3 separate regions of the Mus musculus genome follow, and regions 2 and 3 are each linked to region 1. Evidence: chromatin loops called from intact Hi-C (ENCODE). Cell type or tissue: left cerebral cortex. All regions are shown on one strand. Links, peaks and the distances in the headings refer to the core of each region. The heading gives the core; the rest is flanking DNA.

Region 1 (7,641 bases), core at 2,366-6,365:
TCTACCCACTCACTGACTCCAACTTCACCCCTCTAGCATCCCCTCATGCTGGGGCATGGAGCCTCTACAGGCCCAAGGGCCTCCCCTCCCATTGATGCCAGATAAGACTATTTGTTGCCTATGTGTAGCTGGAGCTGGAGGAGAATAAATTTTATTATTTCTGTTTGGACAGAGTTTAAGATGAATTCTGTTGTCTCTGAGTATCTAGTTCTCCTCTATTTGAAGCATATTTGGCCTCCTGCACACCTTCCCCTGCCAGCCAGCTCAATCATTGCCTGGTCTGAAGACAGGTGGCAGGGGCAGGAGAGTAGGTAGGACTGGTATTCTCATGGTGATAGGGATGGTGACTGGGGACAGGAACTTAAACACAGAAGTGACTGGCAGTGAAGAATGAGCTAATGTGAACCCTGTTGACCAAATCCACAGCTAGCAAATCTCAAGACGTATGCAACCCAGTGTCTGTCCAAACTCAAGACATGATTAGAGTCTGTGGCAAGGAAGTTACTTAGATCAATTTGTGACAGGAACTTACTATTTACTACCGTTGTCTGTGATTCTCTGCTGCAACTCTTTGCAGCACTGCTCAGTGTTCCTCAGCGTTGGTAGATCCACTTCTGCCTTCCTTGGTTCTCATTCAGATCCCTTGCATTCTACTGAGTGTTCTTGTGGTCACAGTTTAACTGAGGCATAATCTTACTTGTGTTTCCTATTAACATATGAATTAAACACGGGGCACAACCTGGTAAATGTACCGTGTTGCTTGAAAAAGAAAGAACTAACAGATTAATCTTAAAATCTAGGACGAGTTCCTTCACAGCAGTGAGTTTCTTTCGCAGTCTGTAAAATGAGTTCTTGGATGGACTTTGTAGGAATTCAAATGGTTTGTTTGCAGTACGGGAAGACAGCTATAAAGCTTTTAGTTAAGACAATAGATTTTATTTTATTGTGCTGTTTTTCCTTCATTCTTGAAAACTCACATGTGTACAATGAAATTATGATTATATCCATACCCAATTTCCCACCTCTAACTTTCTCAGTATCCTCCCAACATCCCCCTCCCAACTTCATGTCTTCCTTTTATGTTGTTGATAACCCACAAGTCTAATTAATGCTGCCCATATGTATGCAAATGGGTGTGTGTCACTCACTAGTGCATGAGAAATGCTCATAAAAACAATTCTCCACTTCCCAGCAGTTCTGCATGCTGAGGCTTTAACACCCCTCCATAACGTTCATAAACCATCCCAAGTTACGAGTCTAGGGAAGGGTATTAGCTGTGATTGTCATTTCTGCTACATCAACCCTTTCCATATGGTCTCTTCTCCCTTATGGCAGTGGTTCTCAACCTTCCTCATGCCGTGACCCTTTAATAATCCTCATCTTGTAGTGACCTCCCAAGCATAAAATTATTTTGTTGGTACTTCATAGCTGTAATTTTGTTACTGTTATGAATTATAATGTGTATGTATATATATATATATATATATATATATATATATATATATATATATATATATATGATGATATGAGACCCCTCCACAGGTTGAGAACTGATAGCTTATGGTGTTAAGCCTTTTCTCTTGATTAGAGTTCGCAGCCGTCTTACCAGTCTCTCATCATGTGGAACTTCTCACCAATACTGAAAGGCCACAGAAGACCAGTATGCTCGGATCTAAACGTGTTGAGGATTTCTAGTTGAGTTGTTTTCACCATTATTATGTTTTCAAAATATCAGCTAATTACCAAAAAGAGAGTCTATGGACTAGACTGAGAATCCAGCCTTCAGCTGTGGAATGTTTTTACAGAAAAAATGTCATGGTTTGAAATTTTTTAATTTTAGAATGACATTTAGAATGCAGTGCCACTGACTATCATATTGGCCACTGTGTAAATTTTAGTAGGAATGAATTTGCAAGAGTGTTAGAGTTTAATTATGCACCAGTCAAGTTCATTCAATTCTGTGACCTGTGAAAATGAAACCTTTTCTATTCCTCTATCTGCTTCTTCACTTCTGTTTATTTATATTTGTTTTCCCCTGTTTGAGAACAGGTTAACATGAATAAAATATGGCACAGTCATCTCTGGAGTCAGTGGGCTCATTTTGTGGTCTTATAGGAGCTATCTAATAGATTAATCATTAATTATTAATCAGTGCTTTCCTTTGTGAGCTTTTACACTGTGGAAGAAGGAAGACAGGTGAATATCATTTAAGGAAGGGGCTCCCTCCCTCCCTCCTCCCCTCCCTCCCTCCCTCCCTTTCTTCCTTCCTTCCATGCCTTGGAGAGGATAATAAGAATGAAGAAAGTGATTGAAAGCCCAATGGATCTCTGCACTCCATGCATTAACTTATTTCCTCCTATGACAGCCAAGTTAAAATGAAAATTAAATATTTGTGTTTTGACAGAGTTCAATGTGTCTTACTTTCTCAAAATTAAAAATAAACACATAGTGTTCTAATCATATTTTGGTAGAATTTATACTTTGGGAATTTCTCAAACTTAGAGTGTATTTAGACTCTTAAAATCTTTGAAGACCCAAACAGACTTTTTTAAAATTTGTTTTGTGTGTGTGTGTTTTACTACATACTACATTATGGGTTGAATCTAATGAAACTTTAATGTCATCATTTGATCATTAAAGACCACTAAATGAAAAACATAGTTTTTATAATCATGAATTATACTTTACATTCTGAGAAAATTTATTGGAAATAGTGGCATTTACATTTTTGTGGTTCCTTTTACTATTGAACTAATAGAGGATAGCTAGATTTTTGTGTTTGCTTTTACACTTAATCTGTTGCAATATGTCAAAAGTTATATAGCGCCAAATTCCTTAGTGACCACTTGTGAGAGACTGTGAGTGAAACAGTAAATGCTTTTAGTATTAGAACAGTACAGGTTAGAGCTTATTAAAGCCTGGGACAATGACCCCAGCACTCAAAACTCATATAGTACTTGATGTCTTTTACCACATTCAGTGGCAATATAGTACAGGAAAGGTGCAGAAAACCCCACCAAGATCGTGTCTTTCCTTAATGTTGGATTTTCCTTTTATTTTCTTAATGGTTTTTGAGACAGGGTTTCTATGTGTAACACTGGCTATACTGGAACTTACTCTGTAGAACAGGATGGCCTCGAACTCTGCCTGCCTCTACCTACCAGATGGTGGGATTTAAAAGAGGTGTGTGTCACCACCATGTGGTTGGATTATCAACCTCTTAAATCTGTGATTGTAGTTTCTGAAAGAAGATACTTATATTGCAGACGCCTGCTTTTAAAAAAATGTGTCTATTTTGAGATTATAATTTAATTATATTCACCCCTTCACTTTCCTTCCTTCAAATCCTCACATACTTCCCCCCACTCCCCTTCAAATCCATGGCCTCTTTTTAAATGATTTGTTTCTGTGTGCATATAAGTATTTATATTACTAGTGAATCATTATGTTACTTTATACCTGTGATAGGGGAAATAGGACCTGGGAGCTCCACAGAGAAGGGCAGGGAGGTAAATACAGAAGAAAGCTGGAAGCAGTAAGGCAGAACAGTGGGATCCAAGGGGTCTCATGGGGGAACTGGTGAGGGAACCGCCTAGGGAAGGGAGGGGGGTAAGCACAGGAGCAGGAGGAAGGGGATAGATAGCAACATCGATAACTCAAAAGGCAGACATCATTATTTCTTTAGAAAACACCGTGGCACATAATTAAGTCTATACTTAAGTATATATAGTTTTAAGGAACTTTCTCATCTAGGCTAATAGTACACCCTGAAAAGCTAAAGGAAAAAACCCAGTACCAGACATGAGAAGTCCTCTTTGAATTTTTGGCCAGGGTGCTTTGAAATTGCAATGGCTTCTGCTTTGCCCTCCAGTGGTGCATCTAAAAAGATGGACACCTGAGGGCAGCATAACCTAATTCCACTTCCATGAGCGGCAAACAAGCAAAACCAGAGCTTTATAGCAGTGCTACTTCACCGAAGTAATTACCAAGTCAGTAGTATACTTTTCCTCGTTTGTTGTAACATGTTGGCGGAGGTGGAATTGTGTGGGAGGGTATGCCGGCTGTGTTCTAATAGCTCAAGATTTATGAGGCTGGGTTGTACCCGTAGACAATGAGAGCTGTTAGTTTCTCCGAAAGCACACTTTCCACAAAGCTCCAGTTCTTAACACTATTAAACTTAATTCCATGGTCATTCTACTTAATTCTTCAACCCCTAACTTGGAATCTACTCTGTGGTCCACTTTCATGGGCTCTACTGGTCCCTCTAGATCAGAGAATACTAGATTATAGTTGAAACTTGATAGAAGGCTCCATAGTTTTTGTCAGGAGCAGTATGCTTTTTTTTGCTAAGTTTTTGTTTTGTTTTGTTTGTTTAGTTAGAGCTTGCGTTAGCATTGTGAGCAAAAGTCTCTGTTTCCCACATTTTCATGCATTATAGCACAAGTTTGTAGCTCTTTTTCTAATGGAGTAGAGGAAAATCTATGAAGTAAGGGAAAACCTGAAATTGCTATTAGATCTTCTAGGATTTTTCATCTATTTCAATGCTAACTTATGTTAGACTACAGGTGAGCAAAATAGTAATTACAGGCAAAAATTCATCTCGTGTATGTGTGTGTGTAAAGTTTTATTGGGACACATTCACAGCTACTTTTAAAATCTTTACATAGTGATGACAGTGTTGAGCAGTTGTTATTGAGAACATATGGCCTGCAAAGCCTGAAATATTAGCTGCCTGGTTCTTTATAGAAATTTTTAGAATTTGTGTGTTTAAGATTTCTGTAAGGGAAAGGATCAATAAGATAAAAAGCCAACCAACAGATTGGGAAAAGAACTTTACCAATCCTAAATCTGATAGGGGGCTAATATCCAATAGATACAGAGAACTCAAGAAGTTAGACTACAGAAAACCAAATAACCCTATTAAAAATGGGGTTCAGAGCTAAACAAAGAATTCTCAAAATGGAGGAATACCAAATGGCTGAGAAGCACCTGAAAAAATGTTCAACATCCTTAATCATCAGGGAAATGCAAATCAAGACAACCCTGAGATTCCACCTCACACCAGTCAGAATGGCTAAGATCAAAAATTCAGGTGACAGCAGTTGCTGGCGAGGATGTGGAGAAAGAAGAACACTCCTCCATTGCTGGTGGGATTGCAAGCTGGTACAACCACTCAGGAAATCAGATTGGTGGTTCCTCAGAAAACTGGACATAGTACTACTGGAAGATCCAGCAATTCCTCTTCTGGGAATATACCCAGAAGATGCTCCAACTTGTAATAAGGACACATGCTTCACTATGTTCATAGCAGCCTTATTTATAATAGCCAGAAGCTGGAAAGAACCCAGATGTCCCTCAACAGAGGAATGAATACAGAAAATGTAGTACATTTGCACAATGAAGTACTATGCAGCCATTGAAAACAATGAATTTACGAAATTCTTGGGCAAATGGATAGATCTGGAGGATATCATCCTAAGTGAGGTAATCCAATCACAAAAGAACACACATGCTATGCACTCTCTGATAAGTGGATATTAGCCCAGAAGCTCAGAATACCCATGATATATTTGCAAAACACATGAAACTCAAGAAGAATGAAGACGAAAGTGTGGATACTTCGACCCTTCTTAGAAAATGGGAACAAAATACCCATGGAAGAAGTTTCAGAGACAAAGTTCAGAGCAGAGACTGAAGGAATGACCATCCAGAGACTGCCCCACTTGGGGATCCATCCCATAAACAACCACCAAACCCAGACACTACTACAAATGCCAACAAGAGCTTGCTGACAGGAGCCTAATATAGCTGTCTCCTGAGAGGCTCGGCCAATGCCTGGCAAATACATAAATGGATGCTCACAGTCACCCATTGGACAGAGCACAGGGTCCCCAATGAAGGAACTAGGGAAAGTACCCAAGGAGCTGAAGGGGTTTGCAGCCCATAGGAGGAACAATAGTATGAACTAACCAGTACCCCCAGGGCTCCCTGGGACTAAACCACCAATCAAAGAAAACACATGGTAGGACTCATGGTTCTAGCTGCATATGTAGCTGAGGATGGCCTAGTTGGTCAACAATGGGAGGAAAGATTCTTGGTCCTGTGAAGGTTCTATGCCCCAGTATAGGGGAATGCCAGGGCCAGGAAGCAGGAGTAGGTGGGCTGGGGAGCAGGGTGGGGTGCAGGGGAGGGGATAGGAGATTTTCTGAGGGGAAGCTAGGAAAGGGGATAACATTTGAAATGCAAATAAAGAAAACATCTAATTAAAAAATAAAAACTACTATTAAAAAAAAGATTTCTTTAAAGACTGGAGAGAAAGCTGTGTGTTTAGAAACACTTGTTCTTACAGAAAACATGAGGTCAAAGTCCCAGCACCTATATGGAAGCTCAAGACCATCCTTAACTCTAGGACAAGATCCAGTCTCTGTCTCTGTCTCTGTCTCTCTCTCTCTCCACCTCCCACACAAATATATAAATAGGTAGACAGATAGTTACATACATCGATAGATACATAAACTTTTAAAAAGTCTCAGTCAGTCTGGGAGTCCCCTCCCTCAGTATAATTAAGTGAGATTTAGAATGCGCTTTTAACTTACAGTTTCAACTAGGACTGATCGTAAACATTTAAATTCATTTATTTGGAAAAAAAATTATCTAAAGAATTTCACTAAAAAAAATTAGTACATCTTTAAAAGGTACATAGATAAAAGGCTCTTCTTTTAAAAGGAATCCATTTTAGGGGCTGGAACAATGGCTCAGCTGGAAAGGGCACTTTCTGTTCTTCTTGAAGACATGAGTTCAGTTCCCAGTCCTCACGGGAGCAGCTCACAACCTATATGACTCCATGTGCTGGCTAGTTTGATGTAAACATAACACAAACTAAAAATCACATCCGAAATGAGGGAAGTTCCCTCAATTATGAAAATGCCTTAATAAAATCAGGCTGCAAGCAAGCCTATAGGATATTTTCTTAATTAGTGATTGACAGGGAGGGTTCATCCCATTGTGGGCGGTGCCATCTCTGGGTCATGGGTCTATAATAAAGCAGGTTGAGACTGAGACATGAAGAGCAACATGAAGAGCAAACCAGAAAGCATCACCAGCTTCCCTCAATGATGAGCAATGAAAAATCAGCCAGCCAACCAACCAACCAACCAACCAAAGAACCCAAATAACCAAACAAAAACCAACCAACCAACCAACCAACCAACCAACCAACCAACCAACCAAAACAGACAAACAAATGAAAATAAGAACAACGAATATCCCCTCCAGCTTGCTTTTGGTCTTAGTGTTTAACCCTAACTGAGCCACTCCAGCCCCAGGGGATTCAGTGCCCTCTTCTGTTCTCCACTGATCGAACCAATGACATAAAATCACACATGCACGGACACACACACTCAAAATAATTTTTAAAAGAAATATATTTTAAATAGTCATATAATTAGTGAAGAGTATAATCTTCAATTCAGTGAACCTTTAATAAGATGGTCTAATTCTTTTCATTAATAATCTTTTGCTTAAATATTTAAGATTTTGTCCTGTATAATATTTGAGGATTTAAAACAAAATTCTTTAAAATTGTGGTATTTCCTGTTTGCATACTTTTACTGTCAAGGTTGATTAAAGTCTTCCTTGTCT
Region 2 (7,641 bases), core at 2,329-6,328, 180 kb after region 1:
TGTGTTAAGAAAAAAAGAAAAGGCAGAAAAATCAAGACAAATGACCTCTGCTATGTGGCAGAGAAGTCATTGGTAAACTTGGTACGAATATGTTGGCTGGAATGATGGGAGATAAATTTCTACTGGTCTTCTTTGATGATGGGATGTAAGGTAATAAGGATGGAGAGGAAGGGACGGGGCACAAATATGTTCATATTTATAAAAACATCAGTAAGAGAAGAGGCATGGCTTGAGGAAAGATCATATGGTATGAGATTTTAAACTTGTATTAGATATTTACTCTATAAGCATTACCTGTGCCATATAATTCATCAGCTACTTAAAAGGTATTCAGGATATTGGAGACAAGCATTAGGGAAGAGTGACATTTAATTTTAATGTATATTATGTTTGGTGAGACATTGCCATATCTTCTTGGAGGTCAAACTTCATCATCTCCTGTTGAGAACTACTGCTCTTCCCAGTGACTGTACATCTGAGAGCTTCAAATTGACAGACCCACAGTCTGATCATAGCCTCCTGAATGCCAGAGGGTTTGGGGTAATTTGAATTTTTAAAGTGTATAACAAGAAGATGAGCACTCTTATGGAAGGATAAAGTGTTAGGAAAATCAAAGGTCCACGTAAGAGTGGTTAGTGCTTTGAGCACATTTGTTCATTATCCTGTCACTGGTGAGCTTTTCTTGAATTTGTTCTTGTCTTGCCTCCAAAACATATTAGCCTGGATTATTAAGACTGATTGCTGCCAGTGTGGCACAGCTCTTCCTGAACAGCTCTGCTGTGTAGGAGTCACCTTCTCTGTTGTTTTCTTCACAGTGCTGCCAGAGTACATTTTTCTTCTGTTGGGTGGAGAGACTACTTCAAACATTTAAAGTTTTCCCCCCTCCTTCTGGTGTAGCTGTCTAAACAGAATACCATGCCCCCAGTGCACACACACCGCACACTGGATAGTTTATTGAGGACTTTTTATACCCACCAAAGCAATCATTTTCAAGCTTGGATGCATACAGAATGATCTGAGAGTTGTATCACAGGCCCAGTTTGCATACCTATGTGATAATTAAAGTTCATGATGAGTCAGAAAGGATGCATGTGCCTCAGATATGCAGATAGCTGGCTAGGTAGATAGGTAGCATGTAGACTGTGTGTCACTCTCTTCCTTCCTTAGGCCTTTCACCACTTCCAATGCTTGTATCACATAAAGTGACTGTTTCTTGTATCTAGTCCTGTGGTCTTCCATTCATATTCTTGTAAAAGTTTAGAATGGTCAATCATTAGATACTAATCACTGTACATTAATGGAGGGCAAGCCACTGGTAAGAAACGAGAGTCCTGTGCTCACTGTTCACACTGGAATATCCACCTCTTACAGGTCTTTGGTATTGAACCTAGAGCCTCTTGCATGCTAGGCAAGCACTCTGCTGCCGAGCTACACCCAAAGTCCTTCCTTATTTTACCCTGTGGTTTAGCTGACAGCAGGAGTGCAGTGAGCCCACTGAGAAGACACAGAGAATGTGTGTGGTATGCCAGATGAGGAGTCATTCCTGTGGTTGCCTTCCTCATGGTGAGAACTATACATTCACCCACCCACATTTATTCGGTGTATCATGACATTGTGTACGGTATCATATATCAAGACACCACACTGAGCCTCACTGATGTGTACTGTTAACCCTACTCCCAAAAGTTAAACAAATCCAGGTGCACTGAACACATCTATAACTCAGCCAGGTGGGAGACTTGAGTCGGGAGAACGATCTCAAAGCCAGCCTAGGCAGTATTTCCATTCATTAAATATAAAAAGCAAAATATGAAATGCCCTTCAAAATAAAAAATCCTCTTGGGTAAGAGAAAATGAAATCTCATTTTACATTTTAATCGTCAAATAAGAATTGTCTTTATTTATAGTTACACAGTGTTTTTATAGTATGTATACATTGTGCAGTGATTAATAAAGCTAATTGATATTTGTGCCACTTTTGTGGTGAGAACATTTGACATACTTTTAGCAATTTCAAAATATGTATCTTGCTGTTATTAATTATAGTTTGCTTGAGTCACAACAGAATTCTTGAATTTATTCTTTTTCACTGACATTTTTGATCTTTGACCAATATCTCCCAAGTTCCCAGAATCTTAGGGTTATATAGCCACTAGTCTATCATCTAGTATCCTGTGGTGTGACATTTTTTAGATTTCACATAGAAGTGAACACATGTAGTGTTTTCCATGAGTCCATGTTATACTATATGTATAGAATTTTTTAAGGCTGAATATATTTGTTACATTTTGATCACTAATGGTCTCTATTGTTGGACACATAGTTTATGTTCATATCTTAGACACTGTGAGTCATGCTGCAGTGACCATGACAGTGTATGCATCTCTTTGACATTATTTCTTTCCTTCAATTATATAGTTGGAATCCTCACAGTTCTGAATCCTCAAGAAGCAAGGTCGGGGTGCCAGCAGGGTCACAGTCTGGAATAGCTCCCTAAGGGCTTCATATCATTGCTGCCCTTACTTGTTGCTGGATTTCTAGCCTTTCCCTGGTGTTTAGCATGCATACAGAGGGATCAAGCTTTCTAGTGTCTCCATAGGACACTGGGCCTTATGACCTCATTTGCCTTGATGAGACTCCATCTTCCAGTATGTGTGCAAGGGCTTAGAGCTTTAGCATACCCTTTTTAGAAAGACATCCATCTGTGACATGGTCTGTATGTTCCTTTATAGAGCATAACAGATAGATGAAAAAGTGTAAACCAAGCTCCTTAAGGCATTTTCATTGGCTTTTGGCATCATCTGTGAGGAGATGATGAGGTTGCCATAATCGTCACTATGTCTCTCTGTATCCATTCCTTGCCAGGATCTTGTTTTCATCCTCTACTTTACTTTTCTTTCATTATTTATTTTCTATTTGAGGACCTTAAATGTGCAAGTTATTTTCTTTAGGCTCTAGAGATGTCACTATTTTAGAGGACCCTAAGATACTGTATATGACTCTTTTTACTAAATAATAATTCTTTGTAAATATTAATTTTCTGGTAACTTTAAAAATTCATCTCTATCCAGCTGTATAAATTATATAATATAAAATTATGTTTTTGTTATATATTTATTGGTTATTTTGATTCTTTTTCATCTACCATCCATTTATTTTATACTGCACATGTAAAATTGCTCAAGATTGTGAACAAATTTTCATGGAAAAACAGAATGCTAAGCAGCTACACAACTGTACGGATGCCAAAGAATTAAAATAGCTTTTGTTTCAAGCATGGTTAAAGCTGCTGGATATGTCTTATCCCAATCATGAGGTGGAGGCAGGAGGGCAATGAGTGAGTTTCAAAGCCAGTCTATTCTACTCAGTGAGATCTTGTCTCAATAAGAAAGACAGACAGGAAGGAGGGAGGGAGGAAGGGGAAGAGGGAAGAAGGGAGGAGAAAAGGAGAGAAGAAAAGAGAAGAATCAAGTTTTCACTATGTTATGAGAGAGTTGAGAGGCATATCTTTTTAAGTAGTATATTACTAGGTTGATACAACTCGTGTCCAGGAATGGAAATCTTTCTCCACAGGATTGATCATTTTCTGTTAGTTCCTGGTGTGTGGACTAATGGTGTTCAGGCTGTAATTACTCTGTGTTTAACTGAATGGCTGCTTTGAGTCAATGAAGTTGAAGCAAGTGAGAACCTCTGCCACTCTAGGGAAGAATTTTATCTGCACATAGGTTTCATAAGAGCATTTCTTCATAGCACAATTTCTCCCCAAAAGAGAAACATTATGCAAATAAGTGTTCATTATGCTAGGCAGGGGGAAGCTAACAGCATTGCTGAGTGTGCATGAAGGGAGACACCAGGCCACGTGGCTCTCAGGAAAAGCACTTAATTGTTCAGCTTGTAACTAACTTGTTTGTCAGGGTTTCTCCTGAGAGGTCTGGTACCCATTTGGTGACAAGTTCAAATGATAAAGAGCTCAGAAATCATGTGGCTTTGTGACAAGAGATGGGCTAGTAATGTTAGACCCTGTTGCCATCCTAAAAAAGAATATTCTAACACTGGCCTTAAAAGGTTGGAAGGACTTAGGACCAATGATAAATGTTGATAAATTGAAGTCATTAAGCAGAAAGGATTTTATAGGCTTCCTGTGCTTTTCTTTGATTATTTTCTGCACACTGAATGACTTCATAATTTCCTGTAGGAGGAGCAGCTGAAGTCCCATGAAAGCAAGCTGAAGCAGATCACCACTGAGCTGGCTGAGCATCGCTCATATCCCCCAGACAAGAAGGTCAAAGCCAAGGATGTTGATGAGTACAAGCTGAAAGACCACTATCTGGAGTTCGAGGTATGGCTAACCTAGATGTTACCAAGTGGTGTTTTATGATCTGTGAAGTCCACACCTCATAGCACTCATGGTAGTGAGCTTGACTTGTCCTGGCTCCAATTTAGGACATCCTAATATGACAGGAGCCCTTCTAGCCTCACGTTTGTGAATTTATTTAGGCACCAAATAAATATCAATGTGATGGCCAGTTCATTCATGTCAAACAAACAGCCTCCAAGTTGGAATAGGGTGCACCTGTGACAAGGGTAACAAAAAGAACAACAGTAGGGGAAACATGCCAGGGAGGACAGCTGCTTGCTGTGACCCTGTGTTTCCTCCAACAGAGTTTAGGTCAAAATCAACACAGTGGAGGAAATGAGCTGCCAAGCGAGAGGAAGCACCTGCTCTTCTGCACACGCTTGCTGCTCGGTGACATCAGTGCACTCCTCTCTATCGCCCACCGCCATGCATTGCAGGAGGGGACAGCGGAACGAAGACTTGGCTCATTCATCTTGAATGACATGAATGCCAGTGTGGTGAGGAGAGAGGCAGATATTCAAACCCAAGCTGAAAGCCTTATCCCTGGGGCGCCCTTCATCTAAGGTTGCTCGCAAGTCAGTGCCAGCATTCTCCAGCCTTCGCTCTTGACAGTCACACTCAGATCCTCAAAGCATCTTTTTCTACAAGATGAAAAGAGGAAAAACTATATGTTCCATTTGTCTTTCACACACTCTTCTTTCATAGCTCATGCTGTCACTCATTGCACCTCCAGACTCTTCCATATCCTTCATTTTCCCTCATTCCCCGATTATATGGCATTTCTTCCTCAGGACTGAACCTGGGAGCATCTGAGCACTCACGTCTTAACCTTGTCTGCAGGGCTCCACCCTGAGCCCTCTTTGCCACAGCCATTGCCTGGGTGCCTCCTCTGTGCCAGCCTGGCTTCCATACCTCTCACAGGAGACTAGAAGTTGCCTCCTGTCCCATAGCTGTCCGGGCTCTTACAATCAAGTTCCAGACATGAATCTGAGAGGGTTTGCCTTTCTGTCCTATCTTGACCACATGTCTTTCCACATGCAGTGGTAACTAACATTTCTCCCTGCATCTGCATTACTTTGTTCAGCTACTCCTGCCCCTAGTATCCTTCCTATGGTTGTTATTTTGTGAGACCATCTGGGTAAGGCCCAGATCTTTCCTATAAAAAGCCTGTCTAGACACCCCATCCAAAATCAATCTACTGTGGAACTCACTGTGAGTTGGCTGTATTTTGAAGTTATATTAGTCTGTCCTTGGGTCTTTAGTGGATCCCATGGTCCCCAATGCAGTAAGTCCAAGGTCCTGCACTTGCTTGTTGATTTTCACAGAATGTCCTAGAAGTTGCTATCTGAGTCTTCACTGTAGCATTGCATCTAAGACAGAAGGCAGAGCCATAGCCACACACTACTCTCCTCTGTGGCAAAGGAGTCCTTGCTCCAGTCAGATGACATACAAGGAAAATCTTCTAGTAAAGTCTGAAAGTTTGTTATCTAAAGCTACCAAAGCCTTACCAGCAAAAGACTTGGAAAATTAATAAAAGGAAAAAGTGAATAGCAGCTCTTCTTTGACAAGGCTTGTTCACTCCTGGGAATCCTTAGTTCTCAAAAAGCAATCATTATTCTTCACACTTCTGTAGTAACGGGAAGCCATGGGCTTGGTTTTTGTTTCACACTTTCTAATTAAATTTCCCAACACCTCACTCCCTGGCTTCTAGGACTCATCACCTTGCTTTGAGCCCTTGACCCTTTAAGGGGAGAACCTACCCCAGGAGGTAGGGCCCTTTGAAAACCACAGGAAAGTATCCACTGCTAGGCAGAGACCAGTGTGTGGATCTTCTGTGGAGCCCTTTTCTTGAAAATGGAGTCCAGGGAGAAACGGCAATTCCATATCCTGAACCTTGAAAGTAGAGTATCTTTGGGGAAATCAGGTCTTGCTTGCTGTCGTTACCTCCTCAAGGAATTTGAAGATTGTATTCCAGGACTTCACTCATTAAAGTCAAACTCAGGATAAGGTGTCAAGTATGTTGAATTGTCTGTCAAGCTGCATTAACCTGTGTCAGAAAGGAAGGTCTAAAGGGCACTTACTGTTTGAATTTCATCAAAAATGTTGTGTGTGACATGAATAAATACTCTTGGAAATGTGATTCATTGTTTTTCACTAACTCAGATGAAAATTGAAGTAATGGATCATGTAGAATCTACTGTGCTGCGAGTTTAGCCACAGAATTGGTCTCCTGCGGGGTGCTTGGAGAGGCTGTTGTACAGTATCTTTTTCCTTATTAGCGACGCCCCTTTAATCACTCACTACTTTCCTGAATAGAATGTAGGCAACTATTGGCCAGTTTGTATATTTTTCTAACAGATCTACCCAGATCCTAGAATATTTTCCAGATTCTTGATACACAGCTGAAGGACTCAGAGAGACTTTATCATAGCATTGGATGCAATGATAGCATCCAAGAAGTCCGTGCACTCAGAAAGCTTAGTACCAATCCTTGATAGATGGACAGGTCCATGTGTGACAGAAAATCCCATTAACAAGTGAGAAGAGAAGGCCTGCAAGTCCACAGAAGCCCTGAATGGTCAGTGACAAGAGGAAGGTGCTAATCCAGGCCGTGTTCTCACTGGGGATGAACCATGTGGTCGCCTCTCTCAGCTCCAGAGTACTAATCTCACCTGCTCCAGGGCAGGTCATCATCTGAAAGCTTCCTTTGGTTTCAGAGCAGCTCTTGTCATTTTCACACGCCTCGGAAAGAACACTTTTGTTTTGGCAGAATATGAACTTGCTGCTGACAACACCAGGGCCGGTCCTATGTTTCTGCATTCCAGTTATGTCCCAGGTTGCTTTAAGGACAAGCAATTCTTCATAGCAAGCCAAGTTCATAGCTCTCTGTATGGCTAAGAATTCCTGCAAGCCCTCCCCACAGTAACTAATTAGAAATTCCAGTAAATGTGTAGGTTTAGGACTTAAAGAAATCTACACAATACAGAGAGATTTACATCTTAGCCTTGTAGGAAAGGGGTTTTTGTTGTTGTTTTTGTTTGTTTGTTTGTTTGTTTTTTACCTAAAACAGCAAATTTTACTGAGAACAGGCTATAATTAACTAACCCTGTACTCTTTCTCTGACTAACATTTGGTGGAGAATGGACAGTTTCGTTCTTGACTCAATTAGTATGTAGAGCTAGGGACTTCTTCCCTCTTCTTTCTTTTTTAAAAAATATTTTATTTATTGATATTATGTATGAGTACTCTATCTGCATTCATACCTGGATGCCAGAAAAGGGAAG
Region 3 (7,641 bases), core at 2,329-6,328, 190 kb after region 1:
TTTTTTTTTAACAAATGGCTGGAATGTGGGTGTGACTTTGGAATTGGGCAATGGGTAGCCAATGACAGTTCTGAGATAAATGCAGGGAAGGCCCAATTGTCAGGAGTGAAGCATAAAAATAATTCTGTTAAGGGCTCTGAGAAAGGAAGCTAACTAAGGTGTGCCTCGTGTTTCCCAGAGAGTACTTCAGTAGTACTTGGCATAACAGAGACAGTCAAGAAGCACAAAGTCTCAGAAATGATAATTAGTACTAGACAAGGAGTCAAAGCCATGCTTGGTAAATAGGTGCAAAGCAGAGTTGTCTGTAGCCTAGGCCATTCGAAAAGGCTGATTCAAAATTGATAAATTCTAATAATAGAAGAAGTTAGTAAGCAAAATATTGAGGAAGTGGCTTGGCAACCTTTAATCACATATAGTAAGATGAAAGAGGACCAAAATTAAAGACAGAATTTAATCATCAAATGAAAGCAGAGAAAAAAAGATTTGGAAATGTTACAGCATGATCCTATAAAGTGTGAAGAGTCCTATTTAGGAACACAACCACAGGGATAGCCAAGCAGCTAGTTGCTGGAGAGGCTAGCCTACATAGAAGAGGTCATTGGAACAATGGTAAAGAGACACCAAGGCTATGTCAGATGTCTGAAGATCACAGCTCCAGTAGTCTTGACTACTAACTTCTAAAGAGGGTACCACAGGATCTTAGCATGTCGGGGGGGGGGATCACAAATTCCTGTGTAGCATCTCTCAGCCACAACTATGGCTTCATCCTCTACTTGGACAATGTAAGTCATAAGCTTTGGTAATTTCCTTACAGTACCAACTCTATGGGTATGTGAAATGAAAGAGCTTCCATCATCTCCTCCACTGAGATTTCAAAGGAATCTGGAGGACACTCAGTGGAGATTTGTCATAGAAAAGCAACCACTTCAGAGCCCCAACAAAGATAATGTCTAGTATAGGTGTGAAATCAGGCCCTCTACAGAGTCGCCATAGGAGAAATACTTGTTGGTGCTTCAGAGGGGAAGTCCTCAAGACTCCACAACTATAAAGCTACTGGTATGCAAATACCAGTGTAGGAAAACTTTAGGCATTAGACTCCAACCTCCATGTGGTTTTGCTGCCTAGACTAAGCACAGCAAAGGATTGAGGCTGAATATTACTGGCCAGGGGCCTTCATCCCTAGGCCAGGAGACAGGACATGAAGTTGAGATTTCTCCAGCTTTAAGATTTAATGTTGTTTTCCCTGTTGAATTTGCACTCACATGGGAGCACAACAAAACATTTTTCATGTGTTTCTATATCCTAGAAAGAGAATGCCTAGAAAAGGAATAAATACCTTAGAAGGAGAATAAAGTATCTTTTATTTTGTGAAGTCTGGTGATTATCACAACCTCTCTGATGAAGATACATCTTCAATTAAAATGAATTTATGCTTTGAGTACCACCCATATCTTACTTACATGAGATTCTAGACTGAAGACATTGCTGAGCTGTGGTATTTGCTAGGTTAGAGTATTGAGTATATATTTGGCTTACTTTAAATTTATGCCAGGCTTGTCAGAACATACCCCACATAAGGAGCATGCAAACTGGGAAAGAGATTCAGTATTCTGCATTGTGAGAAAAACTTGAATTTTAGAAAGTAAAAGTGGAATGTTGTCATTTGAAAGTCCCTAAATGCATGTGTCATACATAAGCCAGAAGAACTCATTAGGTCATGACAGCTCTGCCTTGACAGGTAGATTGCAGTCATTGCCCTAGACAAGGTTAGGTCTCTGAGAAGGGCTTTGTTAGAAAACTAAACATGTCCTTAGCTTGTTGTGTTTTGCACCCTCCTGTCCCTCTTGCTCCTACTCCTCCTCCTTCTCCTCCTTCTGCCATCAGATGACAGCAACCAAAGGCCCTAGCCAAGTGCTAAGGCAATGCTCTTAGACTTCTCAATCTCCAGAGAATGAGTCAAAGAATTCTGTTAGAAGTTACTTACTCTTGGATATTTATAGTGGCCCAAAACTGATAGAAACATGTTCCTTTGTGCTTAGAAGGAAGACACTTGCTGGTTAATGTGTTCTCACATTTGTATTAATCATAAGAGTGTCAGCTTCTCTTATGACTGAAACCAGGCCTTAGAAGCTTCCTTGACTTAGTGGGCTGGAGTTCAACTGAGTCCCTTCTCATAAAATTGTGACCCAGAGTAGCATATGCTCATGACTTAACACAAGGAGGACCCACACAGGCCACATGCCTGCAGAAGTCAATTTTAGAAACAACAAATGTCTACTCTAACAAGACATAACAATATTTTAAGAGAGAATATATTAAATCTAAAAAATCTGGGGCATTCTTAAAGATGCATTCTTTCCTGAGTTTGTATTTGTCTTGTCAATTAAATTGACTTTATTTCTTCTCAAGCTGGTATGTTTAAGGACAAGAATACATTGCCTACAGTCATTACGGGAAAGTGTCTGAAGGCCACACAGTATTAATTAGAATTGGCTAAGCTTCCATTGCACTGTCTGATTTTTGTTTCATAGTTGTTAGTGGGTAGTTAGCTTGATATATTTCCTTTTGATAAAATTCTGATTACTTCCTCATGTTGCTCATTTTTCATTTCTCAACACTGTACCAGTAATTTCCAGAACAGGAGCTCTGCAACTGACACGCTTCCCATTCCTAAGAGCAATGGAAGGCCCATTCCAGCCCCCTGCCAAGAGCCACAAAGCAACCCACCTTTGAAACATTATCTAGATACTAAGTTCCTTGTTCTTAAAGTACAAAGACAAGAGTTATTTCCCTTTAGCTCCCTAGTGACTAATAAAGAGAAATCCCATTAACCTACTTAGAGATAATTGGTACCCCAGTCTGTCTCTGTAACTGGGTCTAGCCTGGAACTGAATGCTACCTCCTTTGAAGACAGCATCATAGACATAGTGTCATGTGTTTGGACTTGAGGAACCAAAATAGCACAAGTTAATAGAATTCCTGGAAATTTAACTTTTTTTTCCCTTTTAGTTGAAAGCTATCTTAAATTATGTACAAAGATAGAGACCAAAAATCAGCAATATCTAGATGTTCATCTCAGGTAATAATAGAATCAAGAATCTTTGTTATTTGTAATTCCATATTGTATTACACAATGCAAAAAGACTAAGAAGTCTTGAAGTTTAATCTCTCACTGATTACAGTTGCCAGCAAAGGGAAGAAAGGCCTAGAAACACATTCTTTGAGCTTCATTTAAGGAGAAGTTAGTGCCTTGCCTTGAGAAGACAGACTAAGCATTCAGTTATTTCCTTGAACTGACTCAAACCCTAAGTCTTTTCTTAATCAGCTGTGCATATGTTCCTAAAGCGTCTTCTTTAATGACTGTCGCTTTCCTTTTGCTTAACATGGCATCCAAAGGAAAAGGAGATGAGAGTGAAAAAAGGGAGGGGTATGATTAGCAGAGACTGGGAGTCATCTGCCTATAGTTCTGGAGGATCTGGAGAAAGATGTGGTGTGAGCCAGAGTCAAGACCAGCCTATGGCACTGTAGCAAGACGCTTTCTCAAAAAGCAAAGCTCTGTACTAATCAAAACTGTGCAGTTCTGATAGCTAGGGCACAGCTCAGTCATCGAGTGCTTACCAGTTATACATAAGGTCTTGGTTCTAATCCTTAGCACATGAATACAGACAAACAGACAACAAAAACTTAACGTGAAACTGATGTATCTATTAAAAATCAGTTGTGGGGGAGTGGTTCAGTAAAACAGAAAAGATCCCAGAAATGAATTCCTGAATATAAGTGTGATGGCTATTCTTGGTTGTCAACTTAACTACATCTGCAGTGAACTAAATCTCAAGCAGCTGGGTACCCATGTGAAGGATTTTTTTTTCCCTTAATTAAATCATTTGAAGTGGGAAGATATATCTTTAATCCAGATCTTTGGAGGGGGGACGATCTACCTTGAATCTGGGCCACACCTTCTGCTGGCAGCCTACATAAAGAACATGGAAAGGATGCTTTAGCTCCTTTCCTGCTTGTTAACACTTTCCCTAGCGAGTCCATTCCTTCACTGGTACCGGAGCCTACTTCTTAGGGTTCTGGCATAAACTGAAGACAAGCTGAGACATACAGCCTCATGGACCGAACAACTACTGGATTCTTGGATCACCCATTGGTAGAGAGCCATTGTTGGACACGTGGGACAACAGCCTGCAAGCTAGAATGACTGAGAATCTAGTTGCTTCTCGGCCCACAAGACTGGATGCCTCAGAAGTCCCCTGTGCTGCAGACCTGAAGGGCTTCTTAAAAACTATGACTATTGTCTATACTTGAAGGCTGAAGAACTGAGTTTTGATGGAAGCAGCAGTGATAGACAGCAGCTATAGAATAGATAGGTTCACCAGCAAGAGGCCAAGGCAAGCAGTCAAAGAAGAACAGTGTTTCCCTCTAACCTCCTTATATCAGGGACACCTTCCCTGTTCCTGTCAATCCTTCCAGAAAATGCCTTTTACAGACTTACACAGAAGTATGACTTATTTGACTCCAGATTCAGTCAAGTTAACAATGATGATCAATGAATACACATGCAGAGCACACAATTACAAATACTGCGTGCTGTACTTACATTCCTTTGTTTCTGTTGCTGATAATTTGACACAGTCTGAGTAAGTAAATAAGAGATTCATTTTGGCTCATGGCTGTGGTTCATGGTTAAAGGCTGTATCTGGACCCACTTTGCTAGCAGGTTCCAATCAGCCAAGCATAGGGTATTGCGAGACAGTTTGCATCATGTGTGTAAAAAACTTGGCCAAATTAACTTTGATTACAGATTTGATCATAAGATAAACCCATTTACCTGCATTAATCCATTAATCCACTAGAGAGGACAGGCTCTTTATCACCTCCTAAAGGTCCCACTTGGCCCTACCTTTTAATATATCATAATTGGAATGTAATTTCAACATAAGTTTTTGAGAGGACAACCTGTATTCAAAGGGTATAGAATGCTTCAATTTCAAAGAATAATGAAATGGGAATCTATTGTAGTGAGTGGGCAATGGATAGGGTAGCTTGGACCAGAGTACCCATCAAAGCTTGCTCAGGTTATGCTTTAAGGAATGCCTAGAGCATAAAGAGACTGATCTGCCCATCATGACTTACACTGATGGATTTTGTACTGTGTAGTTGTGACAGACAAGCTGTAGTGAAGCACTCTGGAAACTGGGGGTGAGGAGATGGCTTAGTTGGCAAAGTTCTTGCCAAGCAAGCATGCACATATTAGTTTAGATTCCTGGAACCTTTGTAAAAGCAAGGAACAAGTAAGCATATGAACCTCCACCTACTGGGGAGTAGAAACAGGCAGATTACTGGAGCTCACTGGTCAGCCAGGCTAGTTAAACAAGTGAGATCCAGGTTCCGTTAGAGACTGTCTCATAAGAGGACCGAGGGAGAACGTCAAGTCAAACTGTGGCTTATGTACATGTGCAGTGTGCCTACTGCATGAACATGTACACGCACACACACACACACACATACATACACACACACACACACACATACATAAACACACACTGATAGCAAAAAACATATTTTTAAGGATACAGTGGATAACTTCAGTTAATTCTTATAGAATCAGAAGCAAAATCAAAATATAATCCAAAAGATTATTAACATGAGTGTATTATATGTTGGGTTTTTTTTTAAAGGTAAAGTTTTTGTCTTAGAGAGGTAAAGGGAAAATTTACAGAAATAGCAAGCAGTATTTCTCTAGTTCAAATGTTTATATCTTGAGCAAGTAGATTAGTTTTGTATACCTATGGTTCAAGATACAACTTGTTTCACTTTCCTGAACAATAAATTCTTGAATTCCAGTAATCCAGTCATCAGTCAAGGTGAATTTCTCACCATTGATTAATTTTATACTCATTTATGGTCAAAACTGTTACAAGGAGGCCTGGGTGCTAACATTGAGAATAGGCACAGCCACACACCATTGGTTATCCTGTTTTGGGGTTGAAGCTAGACAGTCATTTTTTGAGATTTCTCTTAGAACACAATGTTTAGTATTTTATTTTCTAAGTAAGCTTTATTTTATGGTTGCAGAGGGCAAGGAAGGGACCATAGAATGATAACAGGTGATACTCTCAAAACACTGTAGGCACAATACCTTTTGTGTGTGTTAGTGCAAGCTTTTGACTTCTGCTTATATCATTATAAAAAAGGTTTTCATTTCTAATTATTTTAGAAACCACATGTCACTAAGATCATTAGAGAACATTAAAGCCAAAATCAATACTGAATCAAAAAAAAAAAGTGTGCAGACATTATTAGTTTTTTAGTTTTCCCAGAATGCAAGGTATGCACACTGAAAATGTATAGTATTTACTGTATTTAGATAATGGCTTACCTAAGTGTGCAGATAGGTGCCTACTATATAAGAAGAATGGGGTGAAAACCCTCAGGTTCTTTCATGTTAGGAGTCTGATCTGCCCACTGCTGCTTTCTGAAGTTAGCAATAGTAAGCTAAGTGGTCATGAAGAAAGTAAATTGCACATCAGTTCTGCCATGACCTTCAGGAAAGCAGACTGGAGATAACAAGTCTGTACTTGAATAAACAAGCACTTTGCAAACTCCTTGCTCTGTTTCTTTTGATATGGCGTTTATTTCTTTACTTTCCTGTATAGAAATCGAGAAGCAAACTTTGCTTTGTGTGTATGTTACTGCTTATTTTGTCTAAAGATGACCTTTTACCCTACCTCTATCATAAAACAAGATGTTAGGATGTGGTTTCAGGAGCATTGGGCTGTGAATATACATGAGCAATTAGTGTTACAAAGCAACATGGCTTTCATTGGGGGTGTGTCAATTGCATTCCTATATTAGAGAACAGAGGGAGGAGACACTGTTATATTAAATGAGATGAGAGATTCTGAGCAGGGCTTGGGAGAAGGGAAACCATCAGATGCAGTTACGCTTATATGTGGGTTTGATGAAATGAGTTTCAAAGTATCAGTTGCTGAGGTTTGTTTTTTGGTTTGTTTGTTTGTTTGTTTGTTTTCAGAGAGTAATTAACATTTAATCCAAGTAGCATCATACATGGGCTTACACAGTATTTTTGAGTCAGCCCTCATAGACCTTGCTACAAAGGGAAATAGCGTTTTCCTACAAACTGGAGAAAGATTTTTTTTACAGGGAATTAAGGATAAGCATAATAAAAATAGTAAAAGCTAAAGAGGTTACAGATTGAAGAAATTATCTTAGCTTTTAAAAGGCCACTCGTATTTGAATTGTCCTTTGCACTTGGTGTTGATAGAAGCTTCATGAAAACAGCTAATTCCAAGAAACTATCAGAGAAAACTTGCTGGCCTATCTCCCAGAAACAACACGTATGCATTTGGGCACCTAAGTACTTTCCCCTCTTGTACTTTGTAGAAATCCCATCTGAGGTTGTTATCAGGCAGTGAATTAGGTCATGTAGTCTAGACTGCTGGAAATCTGTCTACACTATTGGGACAGCTTTGAGTAAGAAAGGTGATCTTGCAGCTCTGAAATATAGATCTGATCTGAGAATGTGCTTATAGAGTTTGTAGACTAAGACAGATTTTTAGTAGCATCACCAATGGTAACAAAATTTCATTGACACACCCCTTCTCATAATTTTTT

What was found. Peaks named below come from ENCODE experiments on the same cell type or tissue, not always from the same donor. Only the 100,000 strongest peaks of a DNase experiment are listed, where the experiment ranks them.
Region 2: a loop joins it to region 1, with 2.2 times the contacts of the local background. A loop is called at or near these places in 3 of 42 quality-filtered maps.
Region 3: a loop joins it to region 1, with 2.7 times the contacts of the local background. A loop is called at or near these places in 3 of 42 quality-filtered maps.

The regions. Positions count from the first base shown.
Region 1 is chr8:67,892,863-67,900,503 of GRCm38, reverse strand. All of the region lies in intron 8 of Psd3 (pleckstrin and Sec7 domain containing 3), which reads left to right. Among named protein-coding and RNA genes, the nearest start is that of Gm32888, 33 kb to the right of the region's middle. In left cerebral cortex, for the core only: a CTCF peak has its summit at 3,888 (motif pointing right); a DNase peak (open chromatin) is centred at 3,917.
Region 2 is chr8:67,710,381-67,718,021 of GRCm38, reverse strand. It overlaps Psd3 (pleckstrin and Sec7 domain containing 3), which reads left to right. Exons shown (of 16, transcript NM_177698.4): 15 at 4,196-4,339. Among named protein-coding and RNA genes, the nearest start is that of Gm32888, 150 kb to the left of the region's middle. In left cerebral cortex, for the core only: a CTCF peak has its summit at 4,188; DNase peaks (open chromatin) are centred at 3,319, 3,747 and 4,208; H3K27ac peaks cover 2,412 bases.
Region 3 is chr8:67,701,428-67,709,068 of GRCm38, reverse strand. The region is part of intron 15 of Psd3 (pleckstrin and Sec7 domain containing 3); the gene reads left to right. Among named protein-coding and RNA genes, the nearest start is that of Gm32888, 160 kb to the left of the region's middle. In left cerebral cortex, for the core only: no CTCF peak of the experiment used is centred there; a DNase peak (open chromatin) is centred at 3,991; H3K27ac peaks cover 2,150 bases.